4 separate regions of the Mus musculus genome follow, and all the other regions are linked to region 4. A link is a loop called in an ENCODE intact Hi-C map of the cell type or tissue named here. Cell type or tissue: gastrocnemius. All regions are shown on one strand. Links, peaks and the distances in the headings refer to the core of each region. The heading gives the core; the rest is flanking DNA. Region 1 overlaps Rmdn2 (regulator of microtubule dynamics 2). Region 2 holds the start of Cyp1b1 (cytochrome P450, family 1, subfamily b, polypeptide 1). Region 3 has its middle 17 kb from the start of Cyp1b1. Region 4 has its middle 55 kb from the start of Atl2.

Region 1 (7,692 bases), core at 1,686-6,685, 180 kb before region 4:
AGTTGTTTCAATAGAGGGCTTAGCATTGTACATTACTGGTTCATTTAGTTCTTTTGATTTTCTTCTTTCTTTCTACAGCCAAGATTTTCAGGAGGTCTCCCACTCTCAAGTCTGATTTTTATCAGTTTGGATGAAATCCAAAGCCTTTCCCCACCTTTTATGTTAACACAAATACAAAATCTCTCTCCAATATAACATATCTCTTGTTTAACAGTTAGAAGTCATCATTAGTATAGAGGGACCCAATCTAGCAGCCCTGTTTTTATCCAGGTCCACTCCATTTTGTCCATTTTGACCTCTCACAAAGAAATGTGCAACATCACCATTGCCACTGAGCATATAACCCTTTTCATTTTGATAATTCAAAACAAGATTGTATGGAGTCCAAATATCCTCCTCTACAATGGCATACATTTATTATTTCTTATTGAGAAAGGTTTTCTCTGTGTAGCCTGGGGTGACTCAGATTCGTTCCGTAGATCAGACTAACCTCAAACTCACAAGGAACCTATCTGTCTCTGTCTTTGTTTCCCACGTATGGGAATCAAAGCATGGATTTATTTATTTAGTACCTTCGTACCCTTGAAAACATTTATGTTGGTTTTTGTCTCCTTCTCTGTCCTTTGGAAGTTACCTTTTGTGTGGCTATACCTATCCCTCCCATTTTCCTCTTTTAATTGAACATTCTTCCCGGTGTTCAACTCTATTTCAACTGCTTTCAGGCAGAGTGTGCCTGCTCAGAGATCTTGGCCTGGGTTGTGTATTTCACACTAGGCTGAGCTGCTGTCAATCCTCCCGGGGGAGTCTTCCGAGGAGATACTTTCCACATGTTCAGGGTAGCATGACACCCTTCCTCAAAAGGGGTAGCAAGCCCCGGTCTGTGCCGGTTTAAACTAGTCAGTCTGTCAGTGTGTCCTGTTGGATAAAATGATGGGGTATCACGTTTAGACCTCAATTGACATTAATCCCGTATCTTTTTACATTTAAAACAATATCACATCGACTCCAGGACGTGTATGTTCATTTGATTTATTTATCTCCTCTGACAAAACACATTTGTATTCTGTGTTGCCAAGTTGATAATTAGCATGCAATACAGTTAGTAAGCTTAACAGTATTATGTTTGTTCTGTCCAGTGGTCTTAGGATTCCTTAGTTGGACGCTTTTCTTCTTCTGGAAAGATAAAAGCAAAGAGCCTTGTCCTAACCCTAATTCTGGGTCTTACATTGACTAGCAAAATAGATCTTCCCTGGGGGGTGCGGGGCGGGGGTCCTTTTTGGCAACAGAAAAAGCATTATCTTTTAAATTGAAATTATAACCCTTATGTGGATAAATATGCCTACATTACCCTTTCTCTTTATATAAAATTAAGACTGACATGCATTCATCTTTTAGCTTACTAAGGACATTTCTACTTATTTTTAAGCAAAAACTTAGATAGTACCTTTGAGGAAAAACAGTGTGTCACTTTGGACCTTAGACTGTCTTTCGAAATCAGCTTTATCTTATCAGCAGGGAGTCCCACTCTGACTTCACTGTGTAGACCACGATGGTCTAAAACCTACAGAGATCTGCCGCCTGACTCTGTCTGCTGTGTGCTGGGATTAAAGGCATATGCCACAGCCATCCTGCTCAAATATTTCACCTCAATTTCAAATCATTATAACTCTTTAATTCATAAAACAACAAATTTGAACTGTACTGACATTATGAATTTACTTAAAATCTTTTTAAAAATCTCCTATGTTTTAGTAATGCCAAATAATCAAAATCTCCTTGTTGATAAACTGAGGATAATAATTTAAGGGCTCCATTTATTCCCTGAACCCATTCTTGTCGTGACTGAGCAGGCCAGCTCCCTGGCCGGTCCCCGCCCTCACACACGCTGTGCTCTCTTGACATTGCTCTAATTGATCAGGTTACCTGATTATGGATTTGCTGTGTAGTGAGGACTTTGGGCCCTGGAAGTCATGGACCAGCTCTAATGTGATGTCTTATCCCCAAATGTTCACACAATACAGTAGCTAATAAGCATTCAGCACGTGATGTTTGAATTGATTACAAGCACCGTGCTTGGAAGCTGGTAAAACGTAGATCAAGAACCCGACTCCCAGAGGAAGCAACTGACCCTGGGCTGAATGACCTCATCTGACAAGCACAAGGGGAACAAACACTTTCCACCTCAGGACCCGACTTAGGAGCCACTGTCTTGACTGGAGACTCTACTTCCTACCCACTCCTATAATGACACTAAACTTCTGTCTCTCTGTCTTTCAGGAAAAACTTTAGGAGAGAGAGCTATTACCAGAGCGCCCATGAATGGACACTGCCATCTGTGGTAAGCATGCGGGGTCCCCGCAGCCCTACCTCCCCAGTATGCATGCCTCTCTCCACACCGCAGGGTGTCCCTTTTTTAAAATTAGATATTTTCTTTATTTACATTTCAAATTTTATCCCCTTTTTTGGTTTCACCTCCGAACCTCAGTCCCCTCCCTCTTCGTCCTGCTCACCAACCCACCCACTTCTGCTTCCTAGTCCTGGCATTCCCCTACACTGGGGCACAGGACCAAGGGCCTCTCCTCCCACTGATGACCAACAAGGCCATCCTCTGCTACATATGCGGCTGGAGCCATGGGTCCCTCCATGTGTACTCCTTTAGCCCTGGGAGCTCTGAGGGTACTGGCTGGTTCATACTGTTGTTCCTCCTATGGGGCAGCAAACCCCTTCAGCTCCATGGGTACTTTCTCTAGCTCTTCCATTGGGAACTCTGTGCTCAGTCCAATGGTTGGCTGAGAGCATCCACTTCTGTATTTGTCAGGCACTAGCAGAGACTCTCAGGAGACAGCTATATCAGGCTCCTGACAGCAAGATCTTGTTGGCATCTATAATAGTGTCTTGGTTTGGTGGTTGTATATGGGATGGATCCCCAGGTGGGGCAGTCTATGGATGGTCATTCCTTCAGTCTCTGCTCCATACATTGTAACTCCTCCCATGAGTATTTTGTTCCCCCTTCTGAGAAGGACTGAAGCATCCACACTTGATCTTCCTTCTTGAGTTTCGTGTGTTTTGCAAATTGTATCTTGGATATTCTGAGCTTCTGGGCTAATATCCACTCATCAGTGAGTGCATATCATGTGTGTTCTTTTATGATTGGGTTGCCTCACTCAGGATGATATTTTCTAGTTCCGTCCATTTGCCTAAGAATTTCATAAATTTAACACATTGCTGCACTGAACTGACCAGCCACGGTTCCTCGCTCGCTCGCAGAAAAAGACAGTGGGTAGTGTCATGGTTACATTTGTTCTCACATATTTCTCCTTAGATTATGCTCTAAATTTGAGTAGTTCCTGAGAACCTAACAAGTCTCATGCCTTTGAGGATAAACTATAATTAAATCTAATTAGATATAGGTTTTTGAAAACATATACTAAAGTTATGACATGTTTCTGAGCAAAATGTGGCACCGGTGTTCCAAAGATTGGAAGTGAGGGGTCATTTTCTTTAACCTGATGAGTAACAGGAAACAAATTCCACAGGTCAAGGGAAATCCAGTCTGTGACTTAGGATCACCAAACCGGGGACAAACTTGGGTGACATAGGATGGGGAACTTTGGAGCAAAGGAGGAAAGCCACTTCCTGGTTCTGGCTGGTTGCTTTGTTTTTTTGGGGGTTTTTTTGTTTGTTTGTTCCCCCCCCCCAAAGGGATGTGTCCTCCTTCTACACTGAAAAAAAGCAAAGAAAAATATATTGTTCTAAATTATCCTTCCTTTTATTTGTTGGTCAGTTTTATATTTTTAGATTCCTAGTTGTTGCCACCACCTCAGGCTTTGTTTCTCTCCCAGGCTAAATGAGCACACAGTTACCCTAGATACAGCAGAAAATTAACTTATGGTCATTTCTTGAATGTAGGTGTCTTAGTTGGGGTTTTACTGCTGTGGACAGACACCATGACCAAGGCTACCCTTATAAGGACAACATTTAATTTGGGGCTGGCTTAAAGTTTCAGAGGTTCAGTCCATTATCGTCAAGGTGGGAGCATGGCAGGGTCCAGGCAGGCATGGTGCAGGAGGAGCTGAGAGGTCTACATCTTCATCTGAAGGCTGCTAGCAGATTACTGGCTTCCAGGCAGCTAGTGTGAAAGAGTCTTAAAGCCACTGCCCACTTGACACGCTTCGACCAGCAAGAGCACACCTCCAAATAGTGCCACTCCCTGTGCCAAGCATATTCAAACCACCATAGTAGCTTTTCATAAATTTACCCTCTCCGGGGCTATTTTGTTTCTTTAGGGACATCCCTAGGCAAAATCTATCTAAAACAGCTATCTTTTCGCTGTTCCCAAGATTCCTAACAGCAAAGCTGTCTGTTTATTCTGTCATCAGCAGGGGGCGCTCCATTCACAAGGACTTGCTTTAACTTTCTGAACAAAATCCAGTAGTTTTTGTGTACTCCAACTTCTAAGAGACACATGCCAAAATGTGAAGTGAGCTTAAGGAGCTAGAACATGTGACTTGGTCTTCGGCACGGCATACATTGGTGGAAGCCCCCTGAAGAGGCTACTTCAGAGTGGGAAGGCAGCTCACACTTTGGTGCTTCAGTTAAGGCCGGAGGAGGGGGCAACTGAGAGGTGAACTCGCTGGTACAGACTTAAAAGATCACTGCAATGTGTAGGCGTCTTGGATTTTATATCTCTCCTTAGCTTGCCTAGATCATCTTGTATACTTTAAAACTGGCATGCGTGATAAAGCACTTGTGTTCCTTCACTTTGAGGAGTACTTGAAACGAGTTTGTACTGAGAACGCTATCCTCTCTCTTCATCTTTGAAACTGGGTGCCTGGGACCTGGTCAGCAAGATCAGGGTGCAAGCAAACACTCGTGTTTCCCCTTTAACTGACTTCCTCTTCTCCTCCCTACGCCTCCTTCCGAGGCCTTCCTCTCACTTCTGCTCCCTCTTCTTCCTCTTGGCCTTTCTCTGCTCTTCCGTCTGTCCAGCAGTCCTCTGGACCCATGAGCAATCACATGAGAAATATACACTGTCTTCAGTGAGGCCCTTTATCAATGTGAGTTCTGAGTTTTCACAGAGAATATCGGATCTTCTCTGCCGGCTCTGTAGTACCTGAGCCCTGGCTTGCTACAGTAGTCAGCACTTAGTCCCCCTCAGTATGTTGCCTACCCTGCCTTCCCTTAACCTCCTCCACTCCCTCTTTCCATTTTTGTTGTGAATCTAATACCTTGATTATGACAACAGGACTTAATTCGCAGAATAAGTTAAATCATCACAAAGTAATGATCCAATTATTTCGTGTAATTTTTTTTTAAATTCACTATCAATTTTTTAAAATGTTAAGATCAATTCAACTGATGGAAATTTGATAAATTTTAATGTCAGTTTAACATTCACTCTCAAAATGTATTCTGTCTACTCAATAGAAAGCCCTTCAATCAATCAAATATTAAAACTTATTGTGGTAATGAATGAAAGAGAATCTTAAGTTTTGACTTGTGAAATAACACGTGGATAAACTGATCTCATAGCTAGCCCTGTTGCATGTAATTTTAAAATGTATGCAGTTGCAGGGGCCGGCAACAGTCTCACCCAGCCCCCAACAGCTAACTTTGTCAAACCTCTAATGACCGAGCTGCAGCTATGTCTTTCTCCTATCCACCTGAGTGCAGCAGACAGCTTCAATATTTTAAAACCAGCCAACTGCTGGGCGGGCGAAGATTTTCTTATACCATCCTTCTTAGCTTCTGCAGCCACCATAGGCTACAAATTATCGGTCCCCAAGAGTTCCATGCTCCACAGCCTCATCCGAATTCCTCTCCCTCTCTCTCTCCTCCTCTTCTTCCTGGGACCCGGAAATCCCTCTTTATCCTTCACTCACCGATTAGCTTCTGCCATCTTTATCAACCAGTTAAAATGGGGAGAAGGTTCACATGGACTCACCAAAGTGTGTGACCAACTTCTCATCACGAAGAAGCAGAATTAGCATCAAAATACGAACAGCACCAGGGAGATCCACAGCACCTCACAGTGCTGAGGGAAAATCTTATTCTTCTGGAAGTCTTTCAGGGTAAATTAAGGCATTAATAAAACTTTTCTCATTCAGTCAACAAGAATGGCAAACTGTGCTGTGAAGGCTAAATCCACTCATCTGTTTTGCAAAACAAATATTCATTGGATAGCTGGGATTATAGGTCAACTTGGGAAAAACTTCCCAACTGTAACTTTAAGACTACAGAAGCATTCTGTAAGATTCTGTTGCCTTTATCATATCAACCTAAAATACTCTGGGGTCAAGATAATAAAATATATTTATAATATGTTGGCCAAATGGGTTTGGCTGTAGGTATAAATATATCTCTCATATGAGTCATGCTCTATTGTGCTCTACTGTTTATGACTTATAGCTACACTCCTTATAGCATATGAGTCACACAACAGTCTGTTTCTGTTGCCTAAATACAGAAGCAATGCTCTGTGTGTGTGTGTGTGTGTGTGTGTGTGTGTGTGTGTGTTGATTAGGAAGCAGAGCCACACAATGAGTGGAAAAGCAGAAACTAGAACTTAGCTGTTGTGTTCTGATGTTTTCAGCCCTCCTTCTATTCCAAGAGGCTGCCTCTGATCCCTACTGTGTGCACAGTGATCCTCTGATCCCTACTGTGTGCACAGTGTTAGTGCTGAATCACAAATAGGCAAGAAGTGAGTAGGGTTGTGTTGAAGCTATATGACTGTCCCTTTTAATAGTATATTCAATATCAATGCAAACATATACGTGTGTGTGTGTGTGTGTGTGTGTGTGTGTGTGTGTGTGTGTACACATTATATATGAGCAAGTCTTATGAAAGCAGCAGTACCTCAAATAACCTCTAGATGGAGGTAATTCACCGTCATGTAAAGTGGCTTAGGCAGGATTCCCGTCAGACTTGAGTTTGGGAAATAAAATATTAAATTACATTTTAAAATGAGCACTATAAAAATAATATACACATATCATAACTAGAGTTGACTAGAAGAAAGGAGGTGATGAGCCTTTGGGGGAAAGCGAACAAGTGACCTTGGAGTTTATGGCACAGAGGAAAGCAAGTAATGTTTTAGACTCAAGACAGATTTCAGAACAGATTATACTTGTCCTAAGTCCCTAGGGGTACATTATGTGAAAGAGTACAAGTACTTCCTATAATGTTTATAGTTCATGGAATTCCTTTGCCTTTTCTCTTCACTCATAGTAACTTAGAAGGACTGAAAATACTCCATAGTCTAGAAGTCTTCGGAAGGAATGATGCAGCCGAATTTTAGCATTTCAAAAATATTGAATTGTTGCATAAACAGTCAACTTAGGCCTTTGTTTGTTAAAGACATAGGGTAAATAATAATAGGAAATACGAGGCTCCATTGGTAAATTCTATCACATATTTAAGGAAAGAACACACCACGTTTCTGCCAGCTCTTCCAGAGCCTCTGTGTAGCCCCGCACCACTGTATGCCTTCTGGCCAGCATCTCTCGTGGCTATAGGTATAGAACTTGTTTCAAAATGTAGTAGCAAACTGAACCGCAACGATGTAGGAAAAGCATACACAGTGGCCGTGTGGATTCTTTCCTGGGCTTTTGAGAAGCCTGTTTGACATGTAAAAGTCAGCTAGTTAGTTCATTAATAAACTGAAGAGGGAGAAAGATCATATGCTGACATCAA
Region 2 (7,636 bases), core at 1-5,000, 130 kb before region 4:
GCTGGCTTCCTTAGCCTGGTAACAGAACCCTGCCCGAAGTTGGAAGTAGGGCCCACAGCCTCCCTGGGACCCGCTGTGCGCTGTGTTTAGTTACTGCATTCCCCTTAAACTTGGAACCGGTCCAATTTTGCTTCTATTGAGCCACGGAAGGCTCAAAGCTGATAGGCCAGCACAGTAAAATTCTTGTTTGTTTGTTTGTTTGTTTGTTTGCTTGTTTGTTTGGTTGGTTTTTTTTTTTTTTTTTTTTTTTTTGTGGGGAAGGACTCTTAATACATTTGTTCCCTATCACGGGGAAGGGGGGATAGGGAGTGGGGCGCAACATCAGAGATGCTGGAAAGTCCTGGCAACACTTATAGAGGGGGAGCACATGTCTTGGCCTGCCCAGTTGAACCCGGCCTTATCTTACCTGAGATCTCAGTTTCGAGGAATTGGGGGTTGGGGGGCGACGCAGCGCGAAACCTCAAACCCTGCGCCCAGAGGCACTCCTTTTTTCAAAGGAGGAAAAGAAGGACTGACCCAGCCCTCCCGGAGGCTTTACCTGGTAAAGAGGATGAGCAGCCACAGCAGCGCGGTGGAAAGGGTGTCCTGGCTGGCTCCGAAGATGTCCGTAATAGTGGCAGGCACATCCTCCAAGTCCAGCCCGGAGGAATCGTCGCCAGGGGCCCCAGACGCTTTCTTTTCGGCAGAGAGGATGAAGGCGTCCGTCATGTCTCGAGGAGCAGCCCCGGGCACCAGGCTTTCGCGGTGCCTCAGGAACTTGTCCAGAACGAAGTTGCTGAAGTTGCGGTTGAGCTGCTCGAACTTGCGGAAGGTGGTGCGCACCGGGTTGGGAAATAGCTGCAGCCAGGGCAGCACATCCACCAGGCTGCCCGCACCCACTGTGCGCCCGAACTCCTCATTGTGGCTGAGCAGCTCTAGGAACTCCGCATCGTCGTGGTTGTACCGACAGCCGAAGCACACAGCGCTCATGACGTTGGCCACCGCCACAATGACCGGCTGCGTTGGATCGAGGAAGGCGCCGCCCGCACAGCGCCGCACCAGCACTGCCACCAATTCTCGAGCCTCTGCCAGCGCGTGGCCCTCGAGAAGACCGCGACTGCGCGGGTGGCGCGTGGAGAAAGCACGCATCGTGCTATAGGCCGAGCGTCGCTGCGTCTTCCAGTGCTCAGAGTAGTGACCGAACGCCAGACTGCGGCCACCAGACACCACACGGAAAGAGGCGAAGGGCGGCCGGTCCGCGAAGATGCTGCCCTGCTGCACCAGGGCCTGGTGGATGGCACTCTCTCCATTCAGCACCACCACGGGACAGCTGCCCAGACGGATCTGGAAAACGTCGCCATAGCGCCTTGCAAGGCGAGCGAAGTACAAGTGCGACGCCTGGCCAACAGCCGCCGCGTTTCCGATCAGTGGCCAAGGAAAGGGACCTGGGGGCGAGGACCACGGTTTCCGTTGCCACTGTCGCAGCAGCCACTGGCCTAAGTGCACGGCGGCCAGGACGGAGAAGAGTAGCAGAAGAGTGGTCTGCTGGGTAGACAGCGAGCTCAGCTGCTGTGGACTGTCTGCACTAAGGCTGGTGGCCATGCTGGGGACACAAAGGCAAACCGTGAAACTCAGGTGTGCAAAGGAAAAAAAGAGTGCCCTCCGTCCCGCGTCTCGGCCCCAGCATGGGGCTTTACCCTGGGATTGAGTAGAGAGGAGGCAGTGCATAATTCAGGTAAAGGCTAGCTTTCTGGGCAAGATGCTTAAAACTATGTTTCCTACCCAACTCAGCCTCCAGCAGAGACCTATCGGCTTCCAAATCCCCAGCTGCCTAACGGTTCCCAGAATTCCGACACAATGCCGGTGGGTGGCAGACACTGAGGCAGGTTTCTTTTAAAGTACCTAATACCCCCACCCCTGACCTTCAAGAACTGCCCTGAAGAGACCTCAGGAAAGTGGCTCCGCGGACAGACTGACCTGCGATGAAGCGTGGTTTCCAGCGGTGTAGAGCAGCGGGATCTGGGAGAAGCTCTGGAGCCTCTGCCCAGATTCTGGCAAGGCTTCAACCTGAGAGTCCCCAGGGACCCCGAGACCTAGACACCTGAGGCCCGCTGCTTTAGCACCTACTCTTGACTCAATCAGAGCCTAAACTTAGATTAGGATGGAGGACAGGGACAAAAGTGTCTCAAGTTTGCACCTGGGACCCCGCAAAGTCAGGGCTTTCTCACGGAGTTGGGGTTGCAGTTGAGAAGGGTCGGGGGTGGGAGTTGATAAAGTGGAGTTAAATCCCAGCCCGCTGGCAGTTTTCAAGCTGGCGTCGCAGAGGTGTCTGCAACGCACCCCAGAGGCGATGCGCCATCCCTCTACTCCGGGGTTTTAAGGACTGGGTAGAGACTGGAGGAAGCGGGACCTTAGGGGGTGGGGCGTGAGGGGCGGGACGCACTGCGAAAATCCACAGATCTGTGAGTTGGGTCTCACATCCGTGCTTAGTGACCCAGGGTGGTCCAGTGGGAAATCCGCGCCTCTGGCTGGGACCCTCCTGAAACAATAGCTGGCAGCTTTGTTAGGATCCGCCTTGTAAAGTTTTCCTTTGGCGACAAGGGCTTGTCGTCAGTCATCCTCCCCACCCCCCACCCCCCAGTCAAGACCCCCACGCTTTCCTCAGAACCGAGCTTGGGACAGAATTTCCAACGCCTCTGCGCGCTGGAGCAAAGCTCAACCAGGAGCACGCCCTCCTCCTCCAGGTGACTCGAGTTTGGTGCCTTGCTCATGATCCTTAGGCACCGAGCCAGGAAAAGAAACTTGCTATTTTAATATCAGGACAGCTTGGTTTGCCTTGCATTTATCTTTATCTTAAGGTTTTACAAAGCATTTGGCCCCACGGCCGCGGCCCTTTGTGTGCACAGATCTCTACCTCTGAGATTTGGAAACCTTTAAAGTTCTCCCGCCCCAAGGCGTGCACCATCCTTCTGCACACAAAGCTCTCAGAAGGCAAGGCTTCCCGCGTTGAAACGACAGGAACTCTGCCACCTGCTGGACACGCGTGACAGCTCAGGTCGCCCCAGGCAGTGATCCAAGCTTGGGCACCAGAGACAGTCCTGGAGCGCCAGACCCGAGAGGGGGCGGTGAGTGGGAGGAGGAGGCGGCTCTGTACGCCAACAAACGGTTGGGTTGAAAAGTTTCTGCTGTCGCCTCCCCCTTGCGTGCGGAGCTGTGCCTTGCGTGCGCCGCTTCTGGGAAGTCGGCTCCAGTCATCTCCCTGGGCGCTGCTCGCGGCCGCCCCTCCCGCGTTTCTCACGACACCTGACACGCCGAGGCGGCGGCCAAGGGCGGGGTGCCTGCCGCCACCACCCTTGGCGGCGCACGCACAGCTGCCGCCCGCAGGGCCTGCCCTGAGGATGCTCGATCGCAGCCAACTGGTCGACCCCCACTCACTCAGCTTGTTTCCCAAACTAGCTTCGGGGACGCTTTCTTCAAAGAGAAAGCCAAGGATGTCAAAAGGCCTGGGAAGCAACTGCTCTTGTTTATGGTCAATGCAAGGTATCGTGCAAAACACCTGAGAGAACAAGGTTTCTGTTAGGCTCTGGAAAAGGCAACCCAAGAAAGAGGTAGACTGCTTCTAATAAAGGAAGAATTGTAGCCCCAGGTCATTGGTGTGATCTCTGGATAACCCGTTCCCAGCGTTGTGTTATTGTCTCATTTACAAATAAAGAGATTCAGAGAGATTATGAGACTATTATCTGAATCACAATGTTCTCTATAGGTGAAGACAGGATTTAAACTCACAAAGTTCCACTCCAAATCCCTCATACGGGTCTATTAAAAGCACCCTTAAGAGGATCAACAAGTTTCTTGCTGAACAATACAAAACAAGCAAAACAAACCAAAACAAAATTTGCATAGGATCTGGCCAGAGGCTCAACAGCTAATGGTGCTTGCTAACAACACTGACCACCTGAACTAGATGCCACAGGGCACAAGGCTCAAGTAATCCTCTCACCTCCACGCCCATGCCAAAGCACACACACTTGCGTGTACATAAGTGTAATAAGTTTTGAATCAGCCAAAAGGATGTTGTTTTTTGTTTTCATGACTGAGGATTATAAGACTCACAGAGAAAAGCTATGCTCACTCTTTGCCCTTGAATTGGCCAAGAGCAAGGCCAGTAGAAGTTGTCCCACAGCTGACATTAAAACAACTGATTACATTATAAAGGAACTTAATGAAAATGTCTGAAAGAGAGTCTAACATCTTTCAATAAAATTCCTGGCCTGCTAAGAAAAGGCCTTTTTATAAGTCTTTTCAGTAACTTTTGCAGTCTTTTCTGAATGAGATTTTATATATACTATAGTCTAGCTCTCCTGTGATGACGTGGGTCAAGTGTGTCTTAGTTTACTAATAACCATTGGTTTCTCAGAGCTGCACTGGTCCAACATACCTGTTTTGGTTTGTCTTTCTCCTGTTGTAACGAAATGCTGGAGACTGGTCCATGTATCAAAGGGGGCAATGGGTTTACATGAGATCATAGTTCAAGAGGCAGGAAAGTCCTCCAAGAACATGAAACCAGCTCCTGAGAGGAGGGCGAAGGTAAAGGGCAGCCACCGCTACAGTCCATGAGAGCAGAACACTCAGGAGAACCATTTTAACACATCACGTTCTTTGCTCCCAGTATCTAGAAGCTCCCCCTAAGCACCACCACTACCCAGAGAAATTAAAGTGGCAGCGCATGCGCTTTGGGGAGACACATGCGAAAACCATAAGAAGCTCTTCCAAAGAAAGTTTGTGGTGACCTTCCAGTGTGCGGCTTTAGCAGAACCCTGTCCAGAGATTTAGGACTTAACCATCTGTACTCAGAGCCTTTCTCCTAGCATCTCTGCCAGAATTAGATAAGGTAGGTAGAAGCTGCCTTCAAACCAAATCAACTTCCATTGTAATGCACAAAACAAGGGGTAAAGCTAAACTAAGACCTCATGTTTAACAAATGCTATGTAGCTTTTAGATCATCACGTGCACGCCTGCCTGCCACAGCAGACGCTGTCCTTGGCCGCAGCTCCTGTTCTAGGGCATGCCTCAAAAAGGAGAGGAACCAGTTGGACAGATGGTGTCAGGGAGATAGGCTCTTATCAAAGATGACAAACGAGTGTGCCTGGCCACCTGGGCTTTTAGGCTACAGGTGCCACTGAAGAGTCTTAGTCCCCAATAAACACTTCATAGAAACTGGGTGGTGGCGGCGGCAGCTGCAGCACTCAGGAAGCAGAAGCAGGGACATCTCTGGGAGTCTAGTCCACAGAGCCAGCCTGGTATACAGAGCAAGTTCTAGGACATTGAAGGCTGCACAAAGAAAACCTGACTTGGGGATGGGGTTTGAGGTGAGATGACTTCAGATAAATCCAAGCACCGGTATGTATTTCTGATCCATCTGGTTCTGTTCTCTCTTAACCAAGCATCTGTATTTGGGATAATGCCATAATTTCTCAACCAACCTGTGGCTCTCAACCTAGAAATCTCTTCTCAGTCAACAATACAGAAGGCAGCATTTCTTCCTCCCAGATCTCAACCTTGAATCAGTCTTTCTTCCTTTCTTCCTTTCTTCCTTCCTTCCTCCCTCCCTCCCTCTCTCTCTTTCTTTCTCTCTCTCTCTTTTTTCCCTCTTTTCTTCTTTTCTTCCCTGCAAATAACTTCCAAAAAGACCAGTTAAGCTGGGAAGTGGTTTAAAGTGGGGATTTAAAATGCTTCATAGTGTGCCAACTCCCAGACACAGTTTCAGCTTATACAGAGAACATACCAGCTCCTGTGGCAAAGGCTAGCAGCAATACCTCAGGGCATAAGATGACCCAGGCAGGGTGGCTTGTCCTCATCTCTGCTTCCTCTGCTCTTTGTTCTTCTAAGTCTTTCACAGATGGAGACTGTGGCCACAGGCAGCCTTCAGATGAAGGCCCTGAGAGAAAACATCTCTTTCAAGGTCCTAGACGGGCCACATTGGCATTGGGTTTCACACTGTGATTAAGGGCTTGTTTTATAATTAGAAGGGAAAAAAAAAAGTGGGCAAAACATCCGGAAGCCAAGGAGCCTCCAAAATGCACTCCATGCATCCTGAGCATCACGGCCATCAAGTTAAATAATACAAATCCATTGTTACTATGATGCTGTTGTCCTTATTACAAGTCAGCAATAGCCGGATTCTCTCTAGAGACAACACAACACCCAAGACAGCTCTGCCCTTTATCACCTCTAAGTGGATGTTATAGGTAAGCAGTGTGATCCTCCAATCCACTGCAAACATACAAGCATGCTCACAGAAAGGAACATGAGGAAAAAGAAGTTATTATTTCCAACAACCCTGACATTGGGAGAATAGTGATCAGGCACTTGTTATGCAGGGTGGGGAGCACAAATGCAGATTCAGGTTAAGTTTCCAATGTGAGGCAGGGGGCATCAGACAGTGTATACTGTATGTTAGAACTCACTAAGCGTGTGTTCCAATTGTATTGAGTCTGTTTCTCCTTCCTGGAAGACAGCAAAGAGAACCACTAAACTGAAGGAGGCATTCCATCTGACCCCAGGACCCATTGTTTGTTAATGTATGTGGTAAGCTAACAGGTGGGGAACAGCCGCATGTAATGGTGCCTTTGACTACATGACACATCCAGAGTTCAGAGATTTTAAAAATGTAAAACGTTTGTTTTGGAATTGTCATGCCAGCGGGAGGGTCTCCATCCATGTTGGTCGGACTTTGGCGCTGCGGTGATAGCAGAGCAGCTGAGGGAGAACTTCCTTTCACTCATGGTGTCAGAGGGTCCAGGCTGTGGTCACTTGGCTCCGTGTTACTGTAGTGAGATGGCACACCAGGCAGTTGGGAGCATGTGGCGAGGGCTGTTTACATCACAGCAGATAAGGAAAGCAAAGTGGGTAGGGGCCTGGAGACCAGGTCAGACTGTGAAAGGTACACCCTGTACACCACAGTGACCAAGCTTTTGGCAGTGAAGCCTTACTTCATGAGGTTCCCACCAGTCCACAAAATAGTGCCACTAGCGGGGGGTGGGGGGGTGGGGGGGTGGACGGGACGACCAAACCCTTACTATATGAGCCTGTGGGAGATCTTTCATTAAAGGCCAATAACATACTTCTCCAGCCCCCAAGATACCATGACCTTCTCATAGTGCAAAATGTGTCTGGCCCCTTTCCAAAAGTTCCCCCAATCTTAAGAGTCCCATATTGTTCAAATTTTCAAGTCCAAGTTCTCTTTTGAGCAAACTCTCATTATTGAGCCCCTGTACAAATAAAAAACAAGCACACAGACCCAAGACGCAATGGCACAGAATAAGTATTTCATTTCAAAACAAAAGGGAAAAGGACTGTTTCTGTCCCTGACTTCTTAACAGTGTCAACAGGCCTGAGTCTTTTTGCTTGGCATCCTTTGATTGCTTTTGAAAGGAGAACTCTAATCCATGCGCACTACCCTGATCTTGTCCTCAGTCTCCAGCTTGCATCACCCACTCAAAGGTTTGTGACTTCCTAGACACTGCAGATAGTGCAGCCGCAACACTGCCTTTGCCATCAACCTCTGACTCTGTTCAGCTTCCTTCTTTTCTCTTGGTTTTTTTCCTTTAGGACCTATCCCCTCAGTCTTCCCTTCTCGCTTTCCTTTCCCTACATC
Region 3 (7,692 bases), core at 1,767-6,766, 140 kb before region 4:
AATGGTACTGAACTGACGGGTTCAAGGATAACCAAGCCTGCCTAGGGTTTGTCTATTTTGGGCTGGGGAGTAAGGATCAAGAGCATAGAACATAAGAACAAGTCTCCTTTATCACTAGAGTACATCGATCTAGAAATATGGGCTTTCGGGGAAAGGCAGCATGGTATAGAAGAGAAAGAAGCACATTACATTGGAGCCTGATTCAAATCCAGACCTCGTACGTGATGCCTGCACGAACTTGGATAGGAGACTTGTAAGCTCTCTAAACAAGGGGATCCAAACCTCCACCATGAATGATTTTGTTAAAGGGATAAGTAGATGTGCATAGCATAATTGGCACCTTGAAATGGGTTAGATCTTCCCAGCGTTTCTCCCAGGGGGACACACATTCCTCTGGTTCCCTATACCATCCACAGATGCCCCCCCACACTTGCTTTCTATGTCCACACCCCTGATTCCCTGCTCAAGTGACTCACAAATAAGAACTTAGCAAAACACATTGACTGTTCCCCCAGATCTTGCTTGTTTAATAGATGTCTTCAGAAACAGTCAGCAACGGGCTCCCTGCCCAGTGTCTCAGAAGGGCTTGGTAACACCACAGGGCCCCCATGCAAGGCTCAGGAGAGGAGCCCTCTGCTCAGTCTCACACACCAACACTCAGTAACGGGCTCCCTGCCCAGGATCTCAGAAGGGCTTGGTAACACTACAGGGCTTCATGCAAGGCTCAGGAAAAGAGCTGCCCATCAACTCTCTCTCACCGATGCCCAGGGAACGGGCTGCACACTCCCTAGCTGGTAAGTTGATATCAGTTTATCACAGAGTCTCAGAACACTTTTTAGTGTGAACTCTCAGCTTCCCATCAGCTATGAGGAACTCCCAATAGTACTTTGTACACTCTGGCTCTTCTAATCCCCATGGGCTATGATCCCATTGTCTAGATGATTAAAAACAAATTGAGGTTAGACAAGTCACGCTAACTGCCAGAGCTAGAGACCACCAACGCCAAGAGTCGTGAGCTGATAATTTGGCATGAGCTGGTGAGAGAAAACTGTGGAGATGAGTGTGCAGTGCTTGGCAGAGTCTGTAGGCCTGGCAGGACCTGTGGAACCTGGCATTCGCTCTCTTTACTCACAGGCCTGGCCCTCAGGACCCTCGTCAGTACCCGCCTTCCCAATTTTCAACAACACTTAAGTCTCCTCATTTCTCCCTTCCCTTTCTCCCATTCTTTGTCCATCTAGACTTTGGAAGCCTCCATTTTAGCCCACAGAAATCTGAAGCCTGGACAGGGACTTTCCACTGGCTGGCCTCTGCCTTGGACATAGGAGCTCTTGGAGGAGGCCAACCCAGGGTCTCCGAGACACAAGGGCTCCAGCCCAGAGCAGATTCTGCTCAGTGTGATTTTTCCTGTGTACAACACTTGGACTTTGCTCTCTTTAGGGTGTTTTTGGGTTTTCCCAACAATCTAATAAGCTGAGTGTTGCTGATTTAGTTATCTTTGTGTTTAGGGGAGAGGGCCAAAGGGAAACTTGATATTCGTTGTGGAGTGAGATCTTTTCTGGGTAACTCTGAAATGTCTCCTATATGGTTCATGGCTGGTTACCTCTGTCTTCATCCCAACCGTTGGAGTTGGCTGTGCCTTTTAGCAAGTACCTCAGCATTTGGGACCAGGTTGTGTTCTTTTATCTTCTGAGGTAGACAATAGCCACATGGGAAACAGCTCTCCAGTGCTTTGCATCCAAAGCATCCAGAATAAAATCTGCCACAGAGCAGGCACCAGGGAATCGGCCTAGAAAGTGGGCTGATTATAAAAAGCATGTATCACAAACATGGGCTTGGAACTGGCAGATGCTGGTGATGGGGAGGGGCAGAGATGCCTTGGTCTAGTCAGACTTGATCATAGACTCCCCGGCTGGGGGCCACAGTGTTACCTCTTAGCACCGCAGAACAATGATACCCCAATAGGGTTTCCTCCACTTGCTCATAGCAAAATATTTTACATGATGACTCTCCTTTAGAGTTTTGTTTTGGGGGGCTTTGGGTTTTGGTTCTGTTGTTTTGTTTTGTTTTGTTTCATTTTGTTTTAGCTATCGTTCTCTTGATTATCCTGTAGGCTGAGCCTATATTGTATAGTTTTCTTTTATAATTTTTAAATTGTATAATTTTTTTACCTGGAGTGTGGCCTCTCTTGGTGAATGTTCCATGTGGAAAGTGTACTGTGCTGTATTGTGTAGAGTGGCCCACAAACGTCAACTAGACCCAGAGCATTGCTAGAACAGCTGTGCTCTTCTGTATCAACACTGAGTCTCTAATTGCTTTATCTATCTGTTACTAAAAGTGGGGATATATATATGTATGTATGTATATATATATATATATATATATATAGAGAGAGAGAGAGAGAGAGAGAGAGAGAGAACACAGGTGTGCACTCAAAGAGGCCAAAGACCAATGTGATGACTTGCTGGGGTTATAGATGAGTGCTTCCATGTCCATTTTTACATGGGTGCTAGAGATTTAGTGAGCATTCCTAATCACTAAGCCTTAAAATACTACTTAAAAGAACTATAAATGACTTCTCCTTGATGTATTTGAGACTATTGTTAGATTCATATACATATTCTTGGATATTTACCCTTTCACAAATATGTCTATCTTCATCTGAGTATTAACTACCTTTTGGTATTTCTAAATTTAATGTATCCGTTGGAGATTTCTTTTAACCCGTGTTAGCATGATACACCTGCCTCTGGGACTTTACTTTTAAACTATATTTAACATTGACATAGGGCCAGATACACTGGTGCATGCCTTTAATCCTAACACTTAAGAGGCAGAGGCAGGCCTGTGAGTTTGAGGCTAGCCTGGTCTACAGAGGGAGTTCTAAGACAGTCAGAGCTACATAGTGAGATCCTGTATTGAAAATTTTTGACATAGGTCAGGTTTTTTTTAATTCATTTTTTTGTTGCTATTACAGATCACCCACATTTTCACATTTAAGATAACAGCTGTCATAGATGAATACATATCAACTATGTTCATGGTGTATGTTCATTGCATCCTATATATTTCTGTCATCTCTCTGAGTATATTACTATATAATATTTTCTTACATGTTACCTAGTTTTCCATAAAGTTCCATGTCAATGATGTCACAGTATAGAAGCAACAAACAAAATCCAAGTCTTATTATAGTATGAAGTTGTATTCTGGTTGTTTGCTTTGGCTGGTGATTTACAGACATTTGTATAGAAAAAAAGAGTTTGGCATAATACAGTCCCTTTATAAAGCTCTGACTCATTCTATAGATTTTGAAGATGTAAATCTTCAGTTTCATTCTTTGAGATAGTACAGTACATTTGTCAGTAATATCCATTTTGACAAATGTTACGTTTACATAACTCCACATGCTAATGGATTTGAAGAGGAAGAACCTACTACACATCTAAGTCTACTTTTGAGAGAAAAGATACGTAAGTGGCAGTGTGTTGTCGTGGGAGATGCTTGTGCATTTACATAATTGTAAGTATAATTACACTTAATTACAGACCTTTTGAGTATTTTCTCCATATATGATTTTTAAAAAAAAAATCCTTGTCAGAAAAAAATAATAACAGGAGTTGAACCAAGCATCGATCTGATGTCTCATGAATGTAATCCTAGAATTTGAGAGGTTGAGGCAGGAGGATTGAATGAGTTCAAGGACAGTCTACATGAAGGAGGAAAGGAGAAGGTCGCATGGATGCCTGGGGACCCAAGCCTGGTCCACAGTGTTTTCCGGGCTTCCTGTGAGCCTCTAAGTATCCTCTGAGAGGGCAGTTTGCAGGCTGTGGACCAGACGGCTTCATTCTCAGTTCTGTGGTCCACACGTTTCTCTTATAGGTTGAATTTCCAAATCTCCATTGGCAAACTAGGCTTACACGTCTTGTTTGCTTGCTTTTCCAGCCTCTAGGCCTAAAGTTCCCAATTAATAATTATTACTCCAGCTGTGGAAGTGGGTGTTTTGTTCCCTGCTTCTCCACAGCGACCACTGAGCTAAAGTTTTAGCATGCATCATTTACTTGAATACTTGTAGCACTCTAGAAACTTGAGGCTTATAAAGTTCATTGTCCCCAGGAGTAAAAACTCACTTTAAAAGGTTAAACTTAACAGCAAATTCACACATTTTCATAACATGGAAAAAACTGGATTTGAAAACTGGAGCTTAAGTCCATGCTACACAAGCCCTATGAAGTTTGGTATCGCGTCCTGATACATCAGAGGTCTTGTCTTCCCCCTTCCCCAGGGCTTTCCTCAGACAAACATTTCATGCTCCGTTTCTTCTCTCCCTGTTAAATCAGAACGTGCATGTCCCTAATATAACCCATTAAAATATACCTCAACGACGAATCTATTCTGTAGACCCATACAGCCCCAACTTTTAAAATGTTCTTTTCACATTCCCAAGAAAGCAAGTCATGTACTGTATGACAATTAGCCTTAGGCCTCTAACATTTTTCAAGAGCCTTGAAAAGTCTATGGGACCTATACCCAAGACTCTGTTAGCAAGTAGGAAGAATGATGGGTGTTGAATAAGTACCCACAATACCTGCCACACCCCTTTAGCCCATATAGATGCATACACGAATCCCCCACCACACCCAGACCAACCCTAAGCACATCCAAGTCACTCACCCTGAAGCTATTTCCTGAGCACCATAAGGTGGCAGCATTGCAGTGTCCATTGGGATTCTAGAATTATGTCACCAAGGGATTCTCCAGGGCTGTCCACAACCCTCCTACCATCATTCTCACCTCAACATTATATCTCTCTGATAAACTGCTAATTGTCTACTTCAGCTCAGCTCAAATGACATCATGACACCTCTTTTTTAGACTCTCTCTCTCTCTCTCTTCCCCCTCCCTCCTTCCCTTCCTCCCCACCCCCCCTCCACCCCCCACACTGGATTTGAAACACCCTCTCTCTGTTTTTTGAAACGAGGCCCTGGCTATCCTGGAACTCACTCTGTAGACCAGGCTGGCCTAGAACTCAGAAATCCACCTGCCTCTGCCTCCCAAGTGCTGGGATTAAAGGCATGAGCCACCACTGCCCAACTTGTTATAGCCTCTCTTAAGTGTCCTCTCCCCACAAGCTCTTGGTATTTCTTGGTCATTGTTCCCAAAGCTCTTAATCCATATCTCTCTTCAAACACTCATCAAACCCTGTTAGGGATGTTTAAATACATTTCTTCCAATAGAAAAGGCATCTCTGAGTGAGTGTATTTGCTTGTTTATATGACATTCCGTTTCTTAACACTTTATAATAACACCTAGAAACATAAGTTAGATGTTGAATAAGTAATGGGCTGGATGAACCTCACTGTATATAAAATTATATTCTAATTATGTAAAGTATATTGAAAACAGTAAGAACACATGAGAATTTTCCAAAGTACAATTCAGAGTACCCCTTGTGATTAGACTAGCTTTTTCAGTTAGACTGACGTATGGAACATATTTGATGGATGCCATCAAATGTCTTAGGTTACATGCAAAAAATGTTGAAGCTATAGCCCACCACAGAAGCTATAAAATCATGGAGTCCATAGAACACCAAGAATTATTTCTCCTAGTTTCAATGTCAGGTCTATTAACTGGCCTCTCCCCATCACACACTCTCTCGACTACTCTCCAAAGCCCCCGCTCAGTTTCTACAAGTAACATCAACTATTGTAGATTTAAAGAGATGACTTTGAATTCTCTCCCCATAGAGAAATGAAAAAGTCTGTGAAAGTTACAGAGTTGATCACTAGTCAATAAACAATATGCCAAGTCATTACCTTGTACCCCATTATATCTATAAAATTGTTTGTTGGTTAAAAAATAGAATAAAGTAATGATTTAGCCCTAAAAATATCAAAAGGTCAGAATCAAGAAGAAAATAGGCCTTTAAAACCTCAAGCCACAAACCTTACTTCAGCTCAACTCATTGCTATTATGTCACTGACAGTTTTCAAGAGCCTTAAAAAGTCTACACAGCCTATACCCAAGACTCTATTAGCAAGTCGGAAGAATGGTGGGTGTTGGATAAATACCCACAATACCTGCGCATGGGTCTGAATGCTGCCCTCTAGTAGTTGGGTTCCTCAGTTTCTGATACAAAGCCAACATTTTCAAAGAGACTGAAATATTGCCTTTGTGGAAAGCGTAATTGACATATTTTTTGTTCCCTGGTGCCTCCTTCGGGGATCTTGGCTTAGGGGGTGGGGGGGGGCGGGTGTTGTATCTCTCTCTCAGGCAGCCTCAGCTTGCCTGGGTGCTAACACAACTCCAAGGCCAGCCAAGACTCAGGCAGAAACAATCACATGGAAGTGCTGTGCCAACCAAAACATACTTCCCAGCATGCAAAGGTTGTTATCCTTATTAGTCAGTGCCCTGAGAAGTTGATCGTGTAGACCAAGGTTGACAAGATTTTTCTGTAAAAGGTCAGATACTAAATATTTTAGGCATTGCAAGCCATGTGGTATCTGTCATAGCTACTGAACTCTGCCATTGTACCATGAAAGCAGCCGTGAGCAATAAGAGAACAAATTAATGTGGCTGTGTTCCAGCTAGTTTCATTCACGGAAATAAAAATTTGAATTTCATAAAAACGTTCTTGTGTCGTGAAATACTATTCATCTCTTGATTTCTTTCAACCATCTAAAAATGTAAAATGACTCCCAGCTTGAAAGCTGTATAAACACAGGTGGTGGGCCACATTAGGTTCATGGACCATAGTTTGTTGACCTCTGATGTGATTTCAGATGTGTGCTAGCCCGTGGAGCTGCCATATCAGAGGAATGACTCAGGAAAGCATACAACTTATGATGGCAGTATTTGAGAGACTTTAGTTCTTGCAAATTCAATTTAAACATAACTACGATTGCTTCATATCTTGTTCTTTTGACCTGAGTCTGTTTTCCACCAGGGGTATTGACTTGTCCCCCTATGGGTGAAGGCCAGATCAGGATGAGTTGACCATATGGACTAGGAGAAGGGGTGGAGGTTCCCAGAGTAGAGCATCCCAAGTCGACGAGAAACCACATTCAACTGCTCATTATCCTTCCATAAGTTTTTAGGTCAAGGCTTCATGCTTAGTCCTGCAAGAAGAAGCCATCGTAGAGACATCATTCCTGGGATGGCAGTTCTCAGTCTGTTGGGGATTGAGGAGTGAGGGGGGAGGGGGGAGATTGGAAGGATGATCATACAAACTCTGGTGAGCACATTTGTTTTCTCAAGCTCTGTTCTAGTGGGGGAATCAGACATACAAATTTACACTCTGAGGAGTGGGAACTAGACACAGACCACAAACCCAAAACAAAATCATGTTGACTTTAGGCTGTCTTGAGATACATGCTGGGATTGGCCCACAGAGACAGAATAGAGCAGGGGTGGGGTTTTGAAAGAGCCTGGAAGAGGGAACCAATAGGTGTTAAACGGGGAGCTTGGGAGCAGATTCACTGAGGTGAGATCGACACTCCAGTCAGACAGTAGCAGACAGTAGAAAGAACTCGGTGTGCTCTGCAAAGCCAGGGGCAAGTCTACATAATGGTCCAACCCCCAACACACTGTCGCAAAGAAAATGAGCTCTAAGATGTGTCTGGGGAAGACAAACAGGCAGTTGGTTTCTGATAGCAACTTCTCCATAGATCTTCTTAGAGCCACTGCCGGAGG
Region 4 (7,692 bases), core at 965-5,964:
CTGTGTGCCTGCCGTCTACTGCTGGTCACAGCTGTCACTACCTTTGTCAGAATGGACAAGTAGAGGTTTGCATGGATGCTGTTGAGATACCTTGGGTTTCCCATTGATGCCCCAGAACCTCATACTCTTCAAGTCTCAACTTCTTAATCTCAGCCAGTCTGGGACACATTCTAACATTCCTCATTTGCCACAGTCTTCATGGCTTTAAAGGGCCCTGGTCCAGTGTTTGGTAGGAGGTTCCTCTGTCCTTTGGTCTGAATCTGTCAGACTAGGGCTGTGAGGTTTTCTGGAAGAGGTGCCTGGGACAGTTTACTTTTAGAGTGCGGGTAACTCAAAAGTTAACAGCTTGCTTTAAAACCAAATCCCCCTTTGTCTCTTCCAGCCTGTTTTTAATGATGTCATATGCTGATTTTGTGATGAATTTTTCCAATTCAATTTCTAACTCCTTTAAAGAGTGGGCCCCAGGCCTCTGCAGGAGCCACAGGTGGGTAAGCAGGTGGCTTCTTCTAGAACAGTGGGTCTCAACCTTCCTAATGCTGCCACCCTTTCATACAGCTCCTTGTGTTGTGGTGACCCCAACCATAAAATTATTTTTGTTGCTACTCCATAACTGTAATTTTGCTACTGTTCTGAATTATAATGTTAATAGCTGGTATGTCCAGTGGTCTCAGGCTACCCTTGTGAAAGGGTTGCTCAACCCCTCAAAGGGATCATGACCCACAAGTTTTAGAGTTGGGTGCTACCTACAGTGCCCCTCAGCATTAGCTGCCGTGGGTCATGCCCATGGTGTTGGGCTGAAGTGGAATTTTCCACAAGTCTATCATACTGCTTTTATAACAGAAAGTGACCCAGATGAACTACCAAGTCAAGGAAAATAATGCAAGAACAAAAGAGGTGGCAGCTGAGTCTTAGGAGGACTTCATTTTCCTAGTGATGGGAAATGGCATGAATGGAGTCTAAGAGTTGTGTGTGACTCTCTATCCTCTGGTCCACACAGCATGACCTTCGCTTGTGTTTGGCAACAGAATGGAGAGACCCAATTCAAGGGATGCTGGCTGAGAAGGAAGCCAATAAATGATGGGGTATGACAGCGACAACCGCCCTCACCTTGACTTCCTAAGCTCTCTGTGTCATGTGCTGGGACAGGGCCATTCACTGAGGACCCTGTTTTACCTTATCTTGTTTGGATCTTTGTTCCTGCAAATCCCAACGGAGAAGCCTGTTTGAGACACGGGGAAAGCCTTTCTGACGTCTCCTCTTTCCCTATCCATCCTGGCTATCAGTGTTCCACCCTCTCTTCAACCCTCTGTCCCTTAAGTTGTCTAGGATGGCCTGAACTCCTAGGCTCAAGCAATCCTTCTGCCTCAGCCTCTCCAGCCTGAGGTGACAGGCTCGTGAACTATCACTGCTGCCAGTGCTGTCACAGAACCCAGAATCGCCTGTCATGGTTCAGAATTTTAATCCCCAGTTGCCTCTTCTCAGACAGTGACAATAGCCCCATTCCCTCCTTTCCCACACTCCCCTAATAACCCTAGCTTCCCCACAGGCATCGAGGTGACCACAGCACATTTCCAAGCACCCCACTAATGTGGTTATCCCAGTCAAGAGCAAACCCAGGGCAGAGGAGGGTGAGTGAGTCCTGGACCAGACATGAGGAGATCTGGTGGTCCTGGTTCCAATGCCATTGGTACCAAGCAACTACCTTACCTCTGTTTTATCAGCAATCAAATCAGACACCATGTTTATCCTCCTTACCCACCTCCTGGTTTCTGTGAGGTGTAAACATAAGCAAAACACTTAGTGTCTCACTGGTCCTCTTGTCCCTCAAGCCCATGCCAAGTCTTCCTCTGTCTACCATGAGCCTCAGCTTGCTGTCCCTGTAATCACGTCACTTTGTCACTTGCTGGTCACACCTGCACTCCTAATCCTCATACAAGTGTGTTAAGGACAACAGGCTCTCAGGCAAACATTGGGTCTGATAGAGCATCCCTGCTCTGGTACCTGATGTAGACAGGGCATGTACATATTGTTGAGTAAACAAGAAGGACCAAGCAGGTGAACAAACAAGTACCGCATGTGAGTGTGTTTGTAAACTGTTGGGCTGTACATGTATGTGAAGGACCAGATGAGATTTGTCCACCTAACCTGTCCAGATCAGCTGCCTTCTCTAAGAACTTGCTCTGTCCTCTGGCCTGGGTCTCAAACCTGACCCTGCCCTCTAGCCAGGGTCTGGCTGCAGCTGAAGACACCGGTCTCAAATCTGCTTATCAACTGACTGTCAAGTTGCCAACAGTTTCTCCCACTATCTCAGCTATCACCCAGACAATAAACCAGGAGATGAATGTAATTGAATTAGAACATTATATGGAGTCAGAGCTGGGACAACCATGTGGGTCCGTTCCAAGGACCAGAATCCAACAAGGCAAGAAGAGCTGGAAAGAAAGACCCTGAAGAGATCATCTGGGCCTCAGAACTGTTTTCCCCAAACTCCAATTGCACTTCTGGATCCCTGATTTTATTCTGTCATTGGACATCTAGAGATTGTGTCTGGGCATTATACAGATTCTTCTTTGCATTGTTTCTTAAGGGGAATTATAGTAGACTAGGATCCCCTCTTTAAAAGAGCTCCTCCAGCAACTACACCAGGAAAAATCTTTACTTTGGATGAAATGACCCAGAATTGTCCCTGTCTAAAAGAACCACAGAGACAAAAATGGAGAAGAGACTGAGGGAAAGGAGGTCCAGTGACAGCCCACCTGGGGATCCACCTCATGGGAAGGCACTAAGGCCTGACACTGTTACTGATGCTCTGGTGTGCTTACAGACAGGAGCCTAGCGTGGCTGTCCTCTGAGAGGCCCAACCAGCAACTGACTGAGACAGACCCAGATACTTACCCAACCGCTGGGCTGAACTTGGGGATCCCTATGGTTGAATTAAGGGAAGGATTAAAGGAGCAGATGAGGAGGGCAACCCCCTAGGAAGACCAGCAGTCTCAACTCACCTGGACCCCTGAGAGTGCCCAGACACTGAACCACCAACCATGCAGCAAACATGAGCTGGCCTGAGGCCCCCAGCACTATATAACAGAGGACTGCCTGGTCTGGCCTCAGTGGGAGAAGTACTGAGTCCTCAAGAGACTTGAGACTCCAGGGAGTAGGGAGGCCTGGTGGTGGGGGAGCATCCTGTCAGGCACAGGGGGGAGGAGGAATGGGGTGAGGAATTGTGGGAGGGGGCACCATGACGGGGGGGGGGGAGCAACAGCTGGACTGTAAGTAAATAAGTAATTTTTAAAATAAATAAATTAGAAATATATGTTTTCTGCCAGGCAGTGGTGACGCATGCCTTTAAACCCAGCACTTGGGAGGCAGAGGCAGGCAGATCTCTGAGTTCAAGGCCAGCCTGGTCTACAGAGTGAGTTCCAGGACAGCCAGGGCTACACAGAGAAACCCTGTCTCAAAAAACAAAAACAAAAACAGAAAAAAGAAAAAAGAAAAAAGAAATACATGTTTTCTGATCTGATGTCAGAACAATTAAAATCAAATAAATAACAAGCACAAATACAAAGCCAGATTCTAGTTTCTCTCCAAAGCTGAACAAAGGTACAATCTACTATATGGAAAAGGCTAGGCGACAGTGAATAATTTCATAAGCAGGCTTCGTCTGTCCTCTGCTGGGCTCGAGGTGAATTACAGCCCTTGCTACAACCAGAAAGGAATGGTGAGGTTTGGCTGGTTAGCGGCCTCCTAAGCAGGAAAGCAAAGGCTCAAAGGAATGGTTCTCAACCTTCCTGATGCTGTGACCCTTTGATGTTGTGGTAACCCTCCAACCATAAAATTATTTTTGTTGTTACTTCATAATTGTAATTTTGCTACTGCTATATAAATCATAATGTAAGTATTTGTGTTTTCCGGTGGCCTTAGGTAACCTCTGTGAAAGTCTTTCAACACCCCCACCGAGGAGAATTCGACCCACAGGTTGCTACCCTAACGAGGAGTCATGGACATGTGGCTCACTAATGTGTCCCCCCACACACATGTAGCTTAGTGTCTGTGTTACATTTAATATATGTTCTGGGTGAATGAGTGAACAAGAAAGACATGCTTCCAACTCGGAGCAGGTGTGGAATTGTGAACCAAAAAAAGGAGGGGGAAGGGGAGGGGAAGGAGGGGGGGAGGAGGGAGGAGGAGGAAGAAGGAAAGAAGTTAGGAAGGTAGGAAGGAATAGGAAGGAAGGAAGGAAGGAAGGAAGGAAGGAAGGAAGGAAGGAAGGAAGGAAGGAAGGAAGGGAAAAACAGAAAGACAAACATATTTTACAATGTTGTTATTCATACATGCTTAGAAATAACCTGGTGCAGCCCAAGAAGAAGGAAGACTAAAGTGTGGATGCTTCAGTGCTTCTTAGAAGGGAAAACAAAATACTCACAGGAAGAAATATGGAGACAAAGTGTGGAGCAGAGACTAAAGGAAAGGCTATCCAGAGACTGCCCCACCTGAGGATCCATCCCATATACAGTCACCAAACCTGGACGCAATTATGGATGCCAGGAAGTGCTTGCTGACAGAAGCCTAATATGGCTGTCTCCTGAGAGACTCTGCCAGAGCCTGACAAATACAGAGGTGGATGCGCGCAGCCAACCATTGGACCAAACTAGAGGTCCCTGATAGACGAGTTGGAGAAGGGACTGAAGGAGCTGAGGGGGTTTGCAGCCCCATGGAGGGAGCAGCAGTGTCAACCAGCCAGACCCCCTAGAGCTCCCAGGGACTGGACTACCAACCAAAGAGTACACATGGAGGGACCCATGGCACCGGCCACATATGTAGCAGAGGATGGCCTTATTGGCATCAGTGGGAGGAGAGGCCCTTGGGCCTGAGGGTGCTCGATGCCCCAGTGGAGGGGAATGCCAGGGCGGGAAGATGGGATTTGGCGGGTGTGTGAGGGAGCACAAAGAGGCAGGGGAGGGGGATGGAGTAGGGGGTTTCAGAAGGGGAGACCTGGAAAGGGGAAAACATTTGAAATGCAAATAAAGAAAATATCCACTAAAAAGGGGGGAAAGGAAAAATAATAACCTGGTGCCCATCAGGCACGCGCTGTCACCTAAACACCAATCAGGAACAATCTTCAAATAATTCCTACAGGCCACGCAAACCACCTCAATTATAACATTCAGACGTCTAAGATGTAAGTGAAGTTTCTATATATGACTGCCAAGAAATTACTTCTTTGGGAGTCTAGTATCTAAAAGCCATAGAGTGAATAAAGCCAAAGAATTGCCTGCAAGACAACAGAGGTGACTGGAGACCATACAACTGTCTATGTCATCTTCCGTTCCCAGGTGGACTCAGCCATCCAGTGACACGTCCTTAGTGACAGCAAATTTGGTGATACAGGCATCCTCTTTACTGGGGGTTCCGTTTATTGAATATAAACAATTCATACTAGGGCTAAGAGTTCAACATTCCATGTACCTTAGTAAACTACCCACCTGAGAGAAAATGGGACTTCAGTGAGGAGACAGCATGACACTGGGAACATCCTTATATACGTGTGCGTCACAAGAATCCAGAATCCGATTCCAAATAGGGATTTGGGGCCCTCTCTTTAGGTGGGGGAACACCAAGCTTCATACGAGAGTTGTGTTCTGTTGTAGAAGTTGGTGGGGCACCGTCAGAGGGTGAGCTGCGGTCAGCTTGGATTCTGCATCCCCCACTTTGGTAATTCCCCTGGTAGAAATGTACCCTTTCTCAGATAGGGTAAGTGGGAGAGCACAGAGAGACCTTAAGAAGCCAGACATTATTTTGCAAGTGGGTGTTCCAAGGAAAAAAGATAATGAGGTAAGGGGTACTGAAGGCTGTTCCCATCCTGCACAGTAGCTGCATCACGCTATGGCTCCTTGAATGTTTAGTTTTAAGGTACGGTTCAGAGCTGCTCCAAGAAGAGCTGCTGAGCATCCTAAGAACTCGGCAAGCTTCAGTAAACTTTATGGTTCCCTTCCTGCTTCAATTATCCAGAGTGGATCCTGTTCTTAGAACTAAGAACCCTGGTTTATTTAAAAACAAGGCACTTGGGGACAATTGGTCTTGCCTCTCTCAGCATCAGCTTCCCTATCTTTGAATTTTTTTTTTTTTCAAACACAACGGTAAAGATCAAAATTAAATAACAAGCCATGTGCCTCCTACCTAGGACATGCACTTAGTGTAGCATCTTACTTCACAAACACATTTCCAAAATATACTTCCTTCCCTCTAACTTAGGGTCATGACTGCTTACATGGAAGATTTCAGGCACATTCTCTACTGTCCTCTCCCCCCTCACATCCATTCTCAACACAGCAGTCAAAACAGCCCAGTTAAATACAGACAGCTCCAGCACTCGCTGCTCAGCCTGCCCTGATGGCTCCCAATTCTCCTGAGTAATTCTTTTAGCAGCCTGACAGACCCACATGTCCCGGACCCCGACCATCCCTCTCCTACCTGCCTCCAACCGTCCCTTCAGGATGACACCACACTCATCCCTAGCACACCCATATACCTGTCTGTGCATCCCCTACCTTCCTCTCTCTGCACAGCTCATCCCTTCTCATGAGTCCTGCCTGTCCCGCTTCCAATAGAATGTTCTTGTCTGTTTCCGACACTTAGCTTGTTCTGTTCTTCTAAAGGGCTATCACACTCTAACAAACCATAAAAACTTGCTTTGATACATTCGTTGTTGTCTGGCATTCCTAAAAAAAAAAGCATCCTTTCCCCTTTTGTTCATTGACATTCTCCCATGCATATAAATACTTCCAATAAACGATTGTGGAATGAATAAACCAACCAAACAAGTGCTTCTGCAATTGCTATACTCTCCCTTAACAGCCTTCTTTCTTGGCCCTCCTGTATGAGACCGTTACACAGGTACATTATTACTGCTTGGCATTTACATATGACATGTTACCTAATAAGTTTTGTGAAATGATTGAACTGAGTAAATAAATACTGCTTCTATAACATCTATATTGCTACCAAACCACTGCCACTGCTGCTACACCCACTGGGGCCCTTCCCTGCAGTCACCTTACACTATGCTGTTTAATAGTGCACTGTTGTGTGGTTCTCCCTGGTGGTGACACAGTTCTCTCCTCTTTGTCTGTGGGGCTATAGATCTAGCTTTCTATCCTAGACTGCCTTGGTAAATATAAGTGACCTCTTTGAGCCCCAGGTGATGATAAAAATGAAGGTGAGGGGCTGGAGAGACAGCTCGGTGGGTTAAATGCTTACTGTATAAGCACCAGGGCCTGAGTTCGGATTCCCAACTCTCACATAAAAAGCTGTGCAATGGCAGTTCACACCTGAGACTGGAGGATCCTGGGGTGGGGGAGGGGTGGAATGCTGACCAATCACTGAGTTCTGGAGTCAGTGAAAGACTTTGTCCCAAAACAAAGCAGAGAACAATAGAAAAAGATACCCCAAATTAATCTTGCCCCACCACACACACACACACACATACATACAAGTGAAGATGAGCATGCCCACTCTTGGACTATGGCACTGACAGAGACATACACATAGTTTGGATGTTAAACCTTTACTCTTTCCAAGAACAAAGTGCTCTGTACTAAATAACGTGAACATTCTTTGTCTATCACAAGATTAATATCACCAGGACTTTATTCCAACAGATAGTACTATAAGCCTAGTTCTAGGTATAGGCAG

Evidence for each region. A loop is a pair of places that touch in the nucleus more often than their neighbours do. Peaks named below come from ENCODE experiments on the same cell type or tissue, not always from the same donor. Only the 100,000 strongest peaks of a DNase experiment are listed, where the experiment ranks them.
Region 1: a loop joins it to region 4, with 7 times the contacts of the local background. A loop is called at or near these places in 35 of 42 quality-filtered maps.
Region 2: it touches region 4 in a loop (2.4-fold over the local background); 11 of 42 quality-filtered maps call a loop at or near these places.
Region 3: a loop joins it to region 4, with 6 times the contacts of the local background. A loop is called at or near these places in 20 of 42 quality-filtered maps.

The regions. Positions count from the first base shown.
Region 1 is chr17:79,657,136-79,664,827 of GRCm38, forward strand. Rmdn2 (regulator of microtubule dynamics 2) reads left to right here. Exons shown (of 11, transcript NM_001368314.1): 5 at 2,278-2,338. The region is part of intron 1 of Gm33006 (a long non-coding RNA gene); the gene reads right to left. Among named protein-coding and RNA genes, the nearest start is that of Gm33006, 6.9 kb to the right of the region's middle. In gastrocnemius, for the core only: a CTCF peak has its summit at 4,381 (motif pointing right); a DNase peak (open chromatin) is centred at 4,386.
Region 2 is chr17:79,712,731-79,720,366 of GRCm38, forward strand. Cyp1b1 (cytochrome P450, family 1, subfamily b, polypeptide 1) reads right to left here and starts at 2,331. Exons shown (of 3, transcript NM_009994.2): 1 at 1,957-2,331; 2 at 539-1,582. The coding sequence starts at 1,581. RefSeq lists promoters at 2,198-7,636, 2,204-3,402 and enhancers at 3,134-3,402, 3,165-3,195, 3,186-3,215, 3,328-3,356. In gastrocnemius, for the core only: a CTCF peak has its summit at 3,030 (motif pointing left); DNase peaks (open chromatin) are centred at 9, 1,101, 1,288, 2,017 and 3 more places; H3K4me3 peaks cover 3,297 bases; H3K27ac peaks cover 655 bases.
Region 3 is chr17:79,694,689-79,702,380 of GRCm38, forward strand. No RefSeq gene overlaps it. Among named protein-coding and RNA genes, the nearest start is that of Cyp1b1, 17 kb to the right of the region's middle. In gastrocnemius, for the core only: a CTCF peak has its summit at 4,697 (motif pointing right); a DNase peak (open chromatin) is centred at 4,690.
Region 4 is chr17:79,837,372-79,845,063 of GRCm38, forward strand. No RefSeq gene overlaps it. Among named protein-coding and RNA genes, the nearest start is that of Atl2, 55 kb to the right of the region's middle. In gastrocnemius, for the core only: a CTCF peak has its summit at 3,678; DNase peaks (open chromatin) are centred at 3,102, 3,690 and 4,766.